3 separate regions of the Mus musculus genome follow, and regions 1 and 3 are each linked to region 2. A link is a contact called in ENCODE Hi-C or POLR2A ChIA-PET data. All regions are on one chromosome and are shown on one strand. Each heading gives the region's core, a stretch centred on a gene start or an enhancer-like site at or near the end of the contact. The rest is flanking DNA. Distances are from core to core; before and after follow the strand shown.

Region 1 (3,933 bases), core at 764-3,263, 140 kb after region 2:
GGAGAGAGTGTATTTCGGGTTTCAGCCCTTCATTGAGGGAAAGTCAGGGCAGGAGCCTGGAGGCCATGGAGGAACACTTACTGCCTGGCCTCCAGGCTCCTATTCTGTGGCCTTTCTTATGTAGCCCAGGCCCACCCTGCTTAGAGATGGTCCTGACACAGGACTGGCCCTTTTGGTTACAATCAGCAACCAGACAAGTGTCTCACAACACGCCTATCGTCCAATTTGATGGAGGAAATTCCTCAGTTACTTTTTCTGAGATGTGTCAAGTGGACAACTAAGATTAGTGGTCACAGGGTGGGTGGCTGAGGCTAGCCCGTTAGGGCTGTCAAATCTCTGGTTTATGCCCTATTCATTCCAGTTGCAATTTTGAAACCAATATCCTTGGACCGTCTCACCTAGAGTTGGCTGTCACTATTCTTTTGGATGTTTAAAAACCTCAATTTAAGGGCTGGAGAGATGGCTCAGCGGTTAAAAGCACCGACTGCTCTTCCGAAGCTTGTGAGTTTAAATCCCAGCAACCACATGGTGGCTTACAACCATCCTTAATGAGATCTGACTCCCTCTTCTGGAATGTTTGAAGACAGCTACAGTGTACTTACATATAATAAATAAATAAATCTTTTTTAAAAAACGCAATTTAAGTATGTCAAAATGTACCACAAATTACTGTAACAGTGCTCTGCTAGGTTAGTACTTTTTACCTTGGGGAATACTGGACGTGGTCTGGAGGCACTTTCAAGGATGTTAAAGGCCTCAGAGTGCACAGGACACACTCACACACACGGACGGACACACACATATGCTCACTCATAACTGGACAGAATTTCAACAGTACTGAGTTTAAGAAAGTCTAATCCAATTAAACTGCTCGTTCAAAACAAGCCAACCACTTCATCGACTAGTCTGGTGTTCTACAGACCCGGTGTCATACAGGGCTCTATCCTGGAACACTGAAGTCAATAAATACTCGGCAAGCAAACCATCAGGTGGGTGAGCCCAGCCCCCATCAGGCATCCTGAAAGAGTCACCTCCTCTGAACACTTGTCTCCTTGGATCAGAAGGGTCAGTGAGGTCACAGAGTGGGATATGGAGACACACCTGCACTTTTTGGGGTGACACTTCACTAGCCACGTGCCATAGGACCCAAAGGTACCGTTCACCTTCGTTTTTATTTTATGTACAGTCCCTACAATGCCTGCAGCTTCTTTCTCCACTAAATGAATATTACCAAACGAAATTGTGATTTGTATTTCATAATTCACAGGTGTCATTTCTAGCAATGACAAATTTATTTCTTCCTCTAACAAAGGCACTTCTTCATTACTTTTTAAAAAATATTTATTTGTTTATCTGGATTTTTTATATTTTGGTGTTTGGAAACAGTGTCTCATTCAGTAGCCCAAATTGTCCTCAGACTTTCATTAATCCTCCTGCCTCGACTTCTGGAACGCTTTACAAACCCAGCTACAGTGGTTTGCTTGCCTGGGTTCAGTAGCAAAAGATGAGCTCAGTCAGCTTGAAGTCTGTTGCCTACTTCACAATGTCACCTAGGGCACCCTTGGCCAACTTCACAATGTTGCCTTCAGCGAGTCCTGCCCAGACATGGGTCTCTATGGAAGCTCAGGGGTAGATCTGCTTCTAGCCCCGCGTGAATCAGCTCCGCCCAATGAAGACACAAAGCTAAGGTCTGGAGGTGTTGAGCTCCTGAGGTCAGACAGGCTGGCGCAAGAAGCCCTGATTCCTGACGGATGAGGGACCTGAGAAGACAGAAGGCCACAGAATCCGACCTACGGGGAGGCATGCGACCCACTGCTGCCTCGGTTTCCTTATCCTCTGCTACAGGGACCAAGGCCACCTTTAACTGATTCCTTAGCCCTGAGCCCCACCCTCCAGGAGGCGACCAGAGAAAGCAGCACAGCCCCGGCACTTCCCAAAAGCGCGACAGAGAACTTTCCCGGCCTGGCCCACAGGTGGCTGGAGGGTCAGACCAGACGGAAAGGATCCGCCTCTCCTAGCCTGGGGCTCAGCAGGGCGAAGGTTGGTTCCCAAGGCCACGTGAAGCGCCCAAGCAGGCAAGACTAATGTCAGAAGAAAGTTAAGATCGGCCCGGCCTCTGCAACGCAGCGCCCTGCTACCATCCTCAAGTGCGGCTCTTGCAACAGCTGCCACCGCCGGCGCCAGCGGGACCTAATCCAACCAGGCCGAGGTCACAGCGGAGGAGCGATGTGCCACCGCAGCCCTGGCAGGAGCCTCAGGCCGCCATCGCCGCTGCTGCTGCTGCTGCCATTGCTGCTGCAGCCTCCCTGGGCGGCTGGCGCTGCCAGCCAGAGCGACCCAACAGGTGAGCAGAACGGCCGCCCGCGGACTAGGGGCGTTGCCCTGTACCCCCACGCCGGCGGCTGGCCAGAGTCCCAACAGCTTTGCATCTAGGGGCGTCTTGGGTCGTACTTCTTGGTGGGGAGCCTGGCGGGTTACGTTCCAGCCCTGAGGTGGATCAGCGGTGGCATTGAAGGAGGGTACAAGGGCTCTCCAACGTAAAATGTTTTGGCCTTAATTCTGTCCCATATCTTGTCCCGGACAACCTCGACTGGTCCAAAAGGCTCCAGTCCAGAGATTTTTCCAAATCAGACTGAGGTGTGATTTCGAGCTGACCTTTGTTCTGCTTCTAGAAGTAGACAAGTGACTTGGACTTAAGAGAACTGATAGCAAACTGGTTATGCCATCTTGATATGGGACAGGGCCAGAGCTTAAGGCTGCTGAGCTCTTCTGAATGGCCTCAGAATCCTAAAGTGGATTAAAGTCTCCGTTCTACTGCACAGAGGCTGCGACTGGGGGGAAGTCAGGAATTTGCCTAAGCGATAAGGTAGCTGGGTTGCCAGAGGGCACTGGTGTAATCCTTCCCTTCAGAAAAAACAGGCCTCAACAGGTGTCCTTCCAGTCTCACCCTTCCATTTGTAACAAGACCAAAATGAATTGTGGGATGCGTAGACTTGGAAGATTCTAAAAGTCAAATTCAGAGAGGACGACTGATTTCGTAATCGTCTCCTTGTTTGACCCATTCAAGAATAGGAAGGGACGCGGGCAGTGTCCCCTTTCAAAAGTCGCTGATTTTTCTCGTTACCGTCTCTCAACGAGTACCCGCACCCTTGCCATTTGGAAGTGTTTGCTTTCAAAGCCTGCTCCACTCATGTCTGGAAACTTCCCAGTGGGCACAGGCTTGTGGGATGAGAAGGGTCCGGAAGTGCCTGATGTCTCCCCTGATTTAGCTGTATGTTCTTTGGTCATCCCTCCCTACCCCCGCCACATGAGCGCTCACGCTCACACACACACACACACACACACACACACACACACACACACACCCTTTAGTCCAGAAAAGCTGCTGGTTCCTTACCATGGCCAGCAATCCTGAAAGGCTCCTCCACATGACAGCTTTGAGGACAGCTAAGGATGCCTGCCTGCAGTGTCTATTTGAAACAGATGGGATGTCCTTTCTCCCTCTTATCAGTATGTTATTTGTACTGTATTGAAGCTTCCTCAACCTGCCAGTAGATTACCCAAAATTTAAATCGTAAAAAAGCAGAGGCATTGCTATCTCCCAGGGCTCCCAAAGGAACCTAGCTCCGTACTGTGAGCTTAGTAGGCTGTGTCCTAACTGTTCCTCCTTTGCCCTGGTAAGAGAGAGATGAGCCGACCTCCGTGAGACTCAAAATGTAGCCCATTCCTTGGTAAAACTGGTTCTTCCTCTAGGCAGGCAGGGCTAAACTCCAGAAGTCAGTATTTGCATCATGCCAGCTGTGATCAGATCTCAGGGAGACGATTCACCCTGATACACGCCCAAGTCTGTCCCCAGATTCATCATTAATTATTCATTAGAAATATAACTGTCAGGCTGAGGGCCTGACTCATCTGCCCTGATTGGGCACTGGG
Region 2 (3,586 bases), core at 965-3,464:
CTGTGTATGAGCCGGAGAAGAACCACTGGATTCCAGAGGGGAGGACCCTTCGCCTCTGCCTGCCTGCCTGCTGGAGGTTGTCACTTGGTGCTCCATCGAGACTTTAGATTACTCTTAGGCCAAGACACTGGAAACAGAATCCCTCAACTTGTTCTTATGATTCATATGATAGGCCCTTGACATTTGAAACAAACTAAAGTGTTTTTCTTCCACTGTTTCACTCCGGTACTTCAGTTTACTGCATTTCTGAAATTACACAACTAAGTAATGTCAAACGCTGATTAAATGTCATGTAGGTTTTTTTGTATCCATTTAATTAAAATATCATAAATTTACCCTCTCCTTAGTCTAATTGCGATTTTATTTAAATAAACTCCACAGAACCAAGTGAAGTGGGGCCTGTCTGTGATCTTAGTATAAAGGAGGCGTGGACAGGAGAGTCAAGATTGTCCATCGAAGATTGTCCATCGTTAGCTACAGAGAGAGTTCCCACCTAGCCTGAGCTACATAGGATCCTGTCCCAAGATACAAAATATTAAACACACACAGAGAAAAACCAACCCCATGTACTTCTATCTATGTACATCTTTATTTCCTAGCACAGTAATGAGCTAACCAGGAGCTGGGGTCCCCCATACACCTTTGGATCTGAACAATATACTCCACCATCAAGGAGGTATCCCGGAGCCAACTTCCTCAGAATCCTGGCTGTACCACCTAACAGCTGACTTTCATATACTATCTAATGCTCCTAAGCATTCGATAGGTTATATATTCTAAGTCAATGTGTATGGAAACCTCTGGTGCAGTTTTGGGGAAGAAAGCTCTAGAATATCTTCTGTAAACCATCTTAAATGTATGTTTATGGAAAGGTCTCTTTGCTTTCTTTTTGCTTTTCTCTCTTTTTTTTGTGTGTGTTGTTGTTGATTGTTTGTTTGTTTGTTGACACACAGTTTTACAAATTTGAATAAGTATTCTGGCAGCAGCTTTCATTTTGGTAAGAATTCTGAAGAGCAAGGGATTTAAAATCATGAGGTAAAATTCAATGATTAAGGCTTCTTCCCCCTCCAGCTATCCTAGAGCTCAATCTCTAAGAGACAGGGAGGGGACAAACAAATGAAATGCTGTTTGAGTTGTGGAACTAATGGGAATTGTAAAGTACTACAAACTAAACGCATTTATCCTGCTGCCTTTTTCTTTTTTTTTAAGATTTATTTATTTATTATATGTAAGTACACTGTAGCTATCTTCAGACACACCAGAAGAGGGCATCAGTTCTCATTACAGGTGGTTGTGAGCCACCATGTGGTTGCTGGAATTTGAACTCAGGACCTTCAGAAGAGCAGTCAGTGCTCTTCACCACTGAGCCATCTCTCCAGCCCAAAACCTGCTGTCTTTAAAAACGAAACAAACTTAAGGACAGTCCTGTTATTCGGAGTCATGCTTTTGACTTCTGGTACTTTACAAGCTATTTGAGTGGGGAGGAGGGGAAATGTATTTGAGTCTGTCTAGCCTAGGCTGGCCCCAGCTCTTGGCAATCCTGCCTCAGCCTCCGGAGAGCCTAAATTACAGATGTGAGTCACCAGGTCTCTTTTAAACGCAAGCAACAAGGACCTCGGATCTAAATGACAAGTTACAATAGTTCAGCTAAGTAACTATAGGAACAATTGGCTGAAAAGCGAATACCAATGTGTTTGCAATGCAGGAGCAGAAAATCCATACACTGCAGAAACAGTTGAAACCAAATAGGAAGTGGGAACTAGCATAATTTTCTTATCGTGGCCACAAAAGAAAGGCACTAAAACACTTCTATCCCCTCAAAAGACTCTCTCGTGAAAATGTAAACTGCTTCGGTATAAGACCTAGTAAGCTAGATTTCTATTGCTAGCTTCTTTTCATTTTCACATTAAAGTTGTGTAAAAACAAGCATGCTGCTTAGAAAATACCGAATCAGCGTGCACTGAAGATAACAAGCATGATGCGCCGTTTTTATTTGTGCTAAAAAAAAAAAAGAGGAGAAATAGATTGTTACCTTATATTATTTAAACTTTCAAATGTGCTAGGGTTCCTGGAATTTGGAGAGGGAACCGAAAGGGTTTTATGGTTCTTGGGAGACAGCAGAGCACAAAGAGCCAGGGGGTGGAGTCTAGAGCTCCGCCCACTCCTTGCTGTTTTCAATCAGGTCCGCTCCCAGGAAATATAAGCTCTTGCTCGGCGGCGGATTACTGTAGTTTCTCCTGTCTCTTTATTAGGTTGTTTACTAATATGTCAGGACGAGGAAAAGGCGGCAAGGGTCTGGGGAAAGGTGGCGCCAAGCGACACCGCAAGGTTCTCCGCGACAACATCCAGGGCATTACCAAGCCCGCTATCCGGCGGTTGGCTCGGCGTGGCGGCGTGAAGCGCATCTCGGGTCTCATCTACGAGGAGACTCGCGGTGTCCTCAAGGTTTTCCTTGAGAATGTGATCCGCGACGCCGTCACCTACACCGAGCACGCCAAGCGCAAGACGGTTACGGCTATGGACGTGGTGTACGCGCTCAAGCGCCAGGGCCGCACTCTGTACGGCTTCGGCGGCTAAGCGAGCCCTCCTGTGCCTAGGCCGTTCCCTTGGCCGGCTTCCCCCATCCACAAAGGCCCTTTTCAGGGCCCACAAAGCATCAGAAAGGAGCTGTGGACATTTGTAGTTCTCACTAGTTATGAGCGTCTCATTACTTTTTGTATTTGGTATGCTTTGTCTTGTATGCAAATTGAGCTGCCTGGGTGCACTTTTTCATTGGAGGACTTGGGCTGGTGGCCCCGCCTACCGCCTGGGACCTGCTCAGAATGCTTGCGGAGTGGTCTGCGTGAATGAGTTTTTTTAGGTGTCTGTTGAGTTGACAGCCCCAGAGTGCTAGGGTGCAGCCTCTGCGGACGCTCTAAAAAGGGGAAAAAAGCTCCTGTAGAGACAGTGGACCTGAATGAGGGCAGGTGTGGAGGCTTGGAACCCCACAATAAAGTCACCCTGTAGCTTAAACTTGGCTTTCTCAGCTGTAGCTGTTTCTCTGCCTTAAGCACGTGGGTTTGGGGGAAGAGGAGCACTCGGATGTCTACCATTTAGTTCAGGCTGGTATAAGTCTTTCGGTGGTCCTTCTGTTTCAGCTTCCACAGACCATATGTGTCTCATTTAAGTCTTCAGAGTAGGTTAGTCACAGCCCTTGCTGCTCCTTCAAAGTACTTGTATTCGATGCTCCATACCCAGATGGGTTTAACTCTGGATCCAGGAAGTCGCTTCCTTAGGCCCCTGGACTCAGGTCTGCTTACCGGCTTTCTGTACACATTACTCAAAACGGTAGTTTTGTTTTTCAGATCTCTAGGTTTTTACATCTGATGTTTACGGGTCTTCTCACTGGCTGAAGAAATAGGAGACTGTTCCTACAGTTCCTGGAGCAGGAACCTGGCATTTCATTAAGATATGGTTATCTCGTGTTCAATGCTTTCTGTGTGGCAGAAACTTGGTGCGGTCTTTCAGCAGATTTATTTTAAGTGTTGATAGTGAGTACAGCTGTGGATGAGACAACGAAGGCTAAAATTTTGGAGCCTAGATTTGA
Region 3 (3,429 bases), core at 44-2,543, 150 kb before region 2:
GAGCTTGATGGGGATGCTGCAATTTAGAGTAGCTGAGAAACCCAATTGATCCTTACGGAGTTTCTGGAACAGATTTACCCTCTGGGTCTCTGCAAAGCCTTGGGGAAATCAGGACAAATATGAATCTTTCTTTCCTTGGAAGAGAGTCCTATTGGTTATAGACATCACCAAAGGTTGTGACTTCTGGAATATGTGTGTGTCATTTCAGTCCTGGTGTCTAATGTGCCCACACTAAATATCAGACTTGACTTTAGTTCACACTTAGGTCCTTCTGAGTGTCAAGGAATCCATCCCTGTATGAGAACCTATTTTTCTTTTTTTTTTTTAATGCATCCTTCCTGCTTCAGAGATTACGAAATGCTCTTCTGCAGAAAGAAGGGCTGTGTCAAGGCACGATGTGTTGGGTATCCAATGCAACGATGCTCAGCTATGTGGAATTACACAGCTCAACCTTTCATGAGAAATGCACCAAAAAACAAAGCCACTGGGGAGGGATTGCCACAGGCTCTCTGATGCTCCTTCATCACCCCAAAACTCCAGATCACCTCCTCCTCAGCAAAGATAAATAGAAAGATAAACAGACGCATGGTTAATGAAGTGAAAAAGGGAACCAGACAGGGCACTACCATTTCTTCCCCTGATAGGTAAGGCCCATAGATGTTACCCATGGTTTCTCTGAGACAGAGAGATTCAAGTTAAAGATCCAAACAAGAGCCAAAATGAAGCCACTAAAAGACAATCCAGCATGTACCTTGTTTCAGAATAGAGCAAACAAACATTTTGACCTCAGAGGGAGAAGGCAACGTCACCCACGCTGCCCTGCGGTCACCCCAATGCTTGCTTTCTTCCCCACGCTCACACTGTCCCATCAGCCTCAAGGCCATCCCGGGAGTAAAGAACTATTTGTGCTGTGGTTGCCTAATGCCTCAGATCCATCCTTTTCCAGAAAACTGTTTGCCAGGAAGCCACAAACAGGGAGGGTCCTTCTCGGTACCTTGTGAACAACTTCAGCAATCAAGGTTTGCAGTGAACTGGTAATAACCGCATTCCACGCACCAGTTTGTCACATGACATTATGAAAAGGTTTGAGTGTGTTCTGTCCTGAGTTCAACCCCTAAACTCAGGTCAGACCCACAAGATCAGAGTGTTCTCTTCTTGTATGTTCTGTTGTTGTTGTTTTTACAGCCAATCAACCCTCCAACTCATTTAGTTAGTTATTATTGTGTTCATACTTACCACGAGTTAAAATCCCCCAGAGCCGAATGTGTTCCCGTAAGTTGTCTAGTCGCTGACACAAAGATCTTTGCATCCTGATATATATCCCTCCTGCCACTTAAGCCCAGCGTCATAGGCTTAGGGCACCAAACCAGATGCAAGGAAGGTGGGGGGAGGTGGGGGTGTGACTGAGACAGACTTAGGAGTTGTCTGATAAGGATGCTTTTACCAAATGACAGGGGCATCTTCTCGCAGTGAAGGCACATTGAATTCACAGATGCATGAAATGTTGATAGCCCAGGGCAGATGTTCAGGTTTTGATTCAATATTCTTTTTGTTTCTCTCTCTCTCTCTCTCTCTCTCTCTCTCTCTCTCTCTCTCTCTCTCTCTCTCTCTCTCTCTCTCTCTCTCACACACACACACACACACACACACACACACATACACACACGAGGCATAATTCTTATAAGACTGTACATATCTAGAGAAAGCCAACTCTCATGTCCTCTACCACTATAAAGAGTCTGATCACAGAAATGATAAAATGTAAGAGTACAGAATATCTCTGGTTAAATGGCATTGTGTGTACTTCCTCATAGACATGAGACATAAAGGTTATTCATTGAAGCTCGGTGACATTTGATAGGGAATGAGGCCAAGAGATTTCCAGAACCTTAGAACAGGTGATTGAAAACCAATCACTAGATCATACATTTTTATGATCTGTAGGCTGTCATCTAATTACTACAGCTCTTGGCTCAGTCCTCACATGGCATTCAGCTACTAGTATCAATTTGTGTGCTGCCTTACATAAATCTTATGTAGACCTTAGCTCACAGGACACTCAACCATTTTGACAATTTTATCATACAGAAAGTCAGGAACACATTCAAAATTGCTTATAAGGTTGGTATTGGAATCTGGAGCAAGTTGGATACTTGTAAACCCTGGATATTCAATGGTCTCTTGACTATCTCCTAGCCATGCAGATAAGGAAGGAAATGCAGATTCTCTGTCCATTTCTACACTTTGCCTTAGAACTAAAGTGCGCCTTCCTCAGATTTCTACTTGCTAGAGAACTGCACTCCTCATGGTGACAAAGATAGAAAGCCATTTGTCCTCCCAAGGCAAGGAAAGATTCTTAACCCACAGCCCCAAGCAGATTACAAGAGGAGCTTAGCAGCTTAAGAGTTGTTTGTATGCTCTCCCGTGCTCTTTGCCAACATTAGAGCCATCCTGAACGCTACAATTTTTATGTAGAACAAGTAGAGGGTTCAATCCTGGGCTGGGTTCCTCCTCAGAGGCTGCAGGTCCATTCGCATCTCCAGGAACATGATGCTTAGATGATTACTTGATTTTTTTTTTCACTTCCTGAAATGAATTCACAAAGGCGGCGTGGAAAGCTGTAAGGTGAGTAGGTAGGTGTTCCAGAATGCTGTTGCTCAAAGAGCAGCAACCCTGGAGAGTTGAGCAAGCGATAAAAGTACTCGCTGTACGTGCATGAGGGCTTGAGTGCAAATATCCAAAGCCAGGAAAAACTGGGCGTGGTCGAGTGTGTGTCTGTATCCACAGTACTGCTGGGGACAGACAGGATGCACACATAGCTTTGATGGCCACTAGTCAACTTCAGGCTCAGTGAGAGACTCTGACGCAAGGAAATAAAGCAGAGAGTGATAGAGCAAGTACTCTGGGCTCTATGTTCATAGGCGTGCATGCTCACACAAACACACATGTGCTAACAAAACTCACACACATACACACATGCATGCATGCTTGTACAGTACTTCCCAGACTCCTGATAGCGTATATTGGCATTTTGTCTAGGCTCTGCCCCACAGTTACCTGGCAATAGCCGGTGTGTCTGACTCACTATAAAAGGGGCTGCTTGTCCCCTCCCCACTCTCTTGCTCTCTTGCTTTCCTTCGGTCCTCTTGCCCCTTACTCCCTCTCTCTCCATCCCTTTCCTGCCTCTCTCTCCATGTGCTCATGGCCGGCCTCTACTCTACTTCTCTCTCTCTCTGCCTTTCTCTGTCTCTACTACCCTCTCAACTCCCCTTCCCATGCCCTGAATAAACTCTATTCTATACTATACCATCGTGTGGCTGGTCCCTCAGGGGGAAGGGATGCCTCAGCATGGGTCTGCGGAGGCACCTGCTTTCTCCACACTGATTACACCTCCACCAAACATGTTCCTTCTCTCCTTATCTTTTTATA

The links. Hi-C counts contacts between places; a loop is a spot of excess contacts on that map. ChIA-PET counts read pairs that join two places held with the same protein, here RNA polymerase II (POLR2A).
Region 1: POLR2A ChIA-PET joins it to region 2 with 10 read pairs in embryonic stem cell. The contact joins the promoter of Plbd1 here to the promoter of H4f16 in region 2. POLR2A ChIA-PET finds 5 or more read pairs at or near these places in 4 of 5 experiments (Patski and embryonic stem cell).
Region 3: POLR2A ChIA-PET joins it to region 2 with 75 read pairs in Patski. The contact joins the promoter of Pde6h here to the promoter of H4f16 in region 2. A Hi-C loop is called at or near these places in 1 of 37 maps with a recorded cell type or tissue (T-helper 17 cell). POLR2A ChIA-PET finds 5 or more read pairs at or near these places in 4 of 5 experiments (Patski and embryonic stem cell).

The regions. Positions count from the first base shown.
Region 1 is chr6:136,659,973-136,663,905 of GRCm38, reverse strand. It overlaps Plbd1 (phospholipase B domain containing 1), which reads left to right and starts at 2,013. Exons shown (of 11, transcript NM_025806.2): 1 at 2,013-2,344. The coding sequence starts at 2,227.
Region 2 is chr6:136,803,059-136,806,644 of GRCm38, reverse strand. It overlaps H4f16 (H4 histone 16), which reads left to right and starts at 2,214. Exons shown (of 1, transcript NM_175652.3): 1 at 2,214-2,652. The coding sequence starts at 2,266. The coding sequence ends at 2,577.
Region 3 is chr6:136,952,387-136,955,815 of GRCm38, reverse strand. Pde6h (phosphodiesterase 6H, cGMP-specific, cone, gamma) reads right to left here and starts at 1,293. Exons shown (of 4, transcript NM_023898.4): 1 at 1,237-1,293.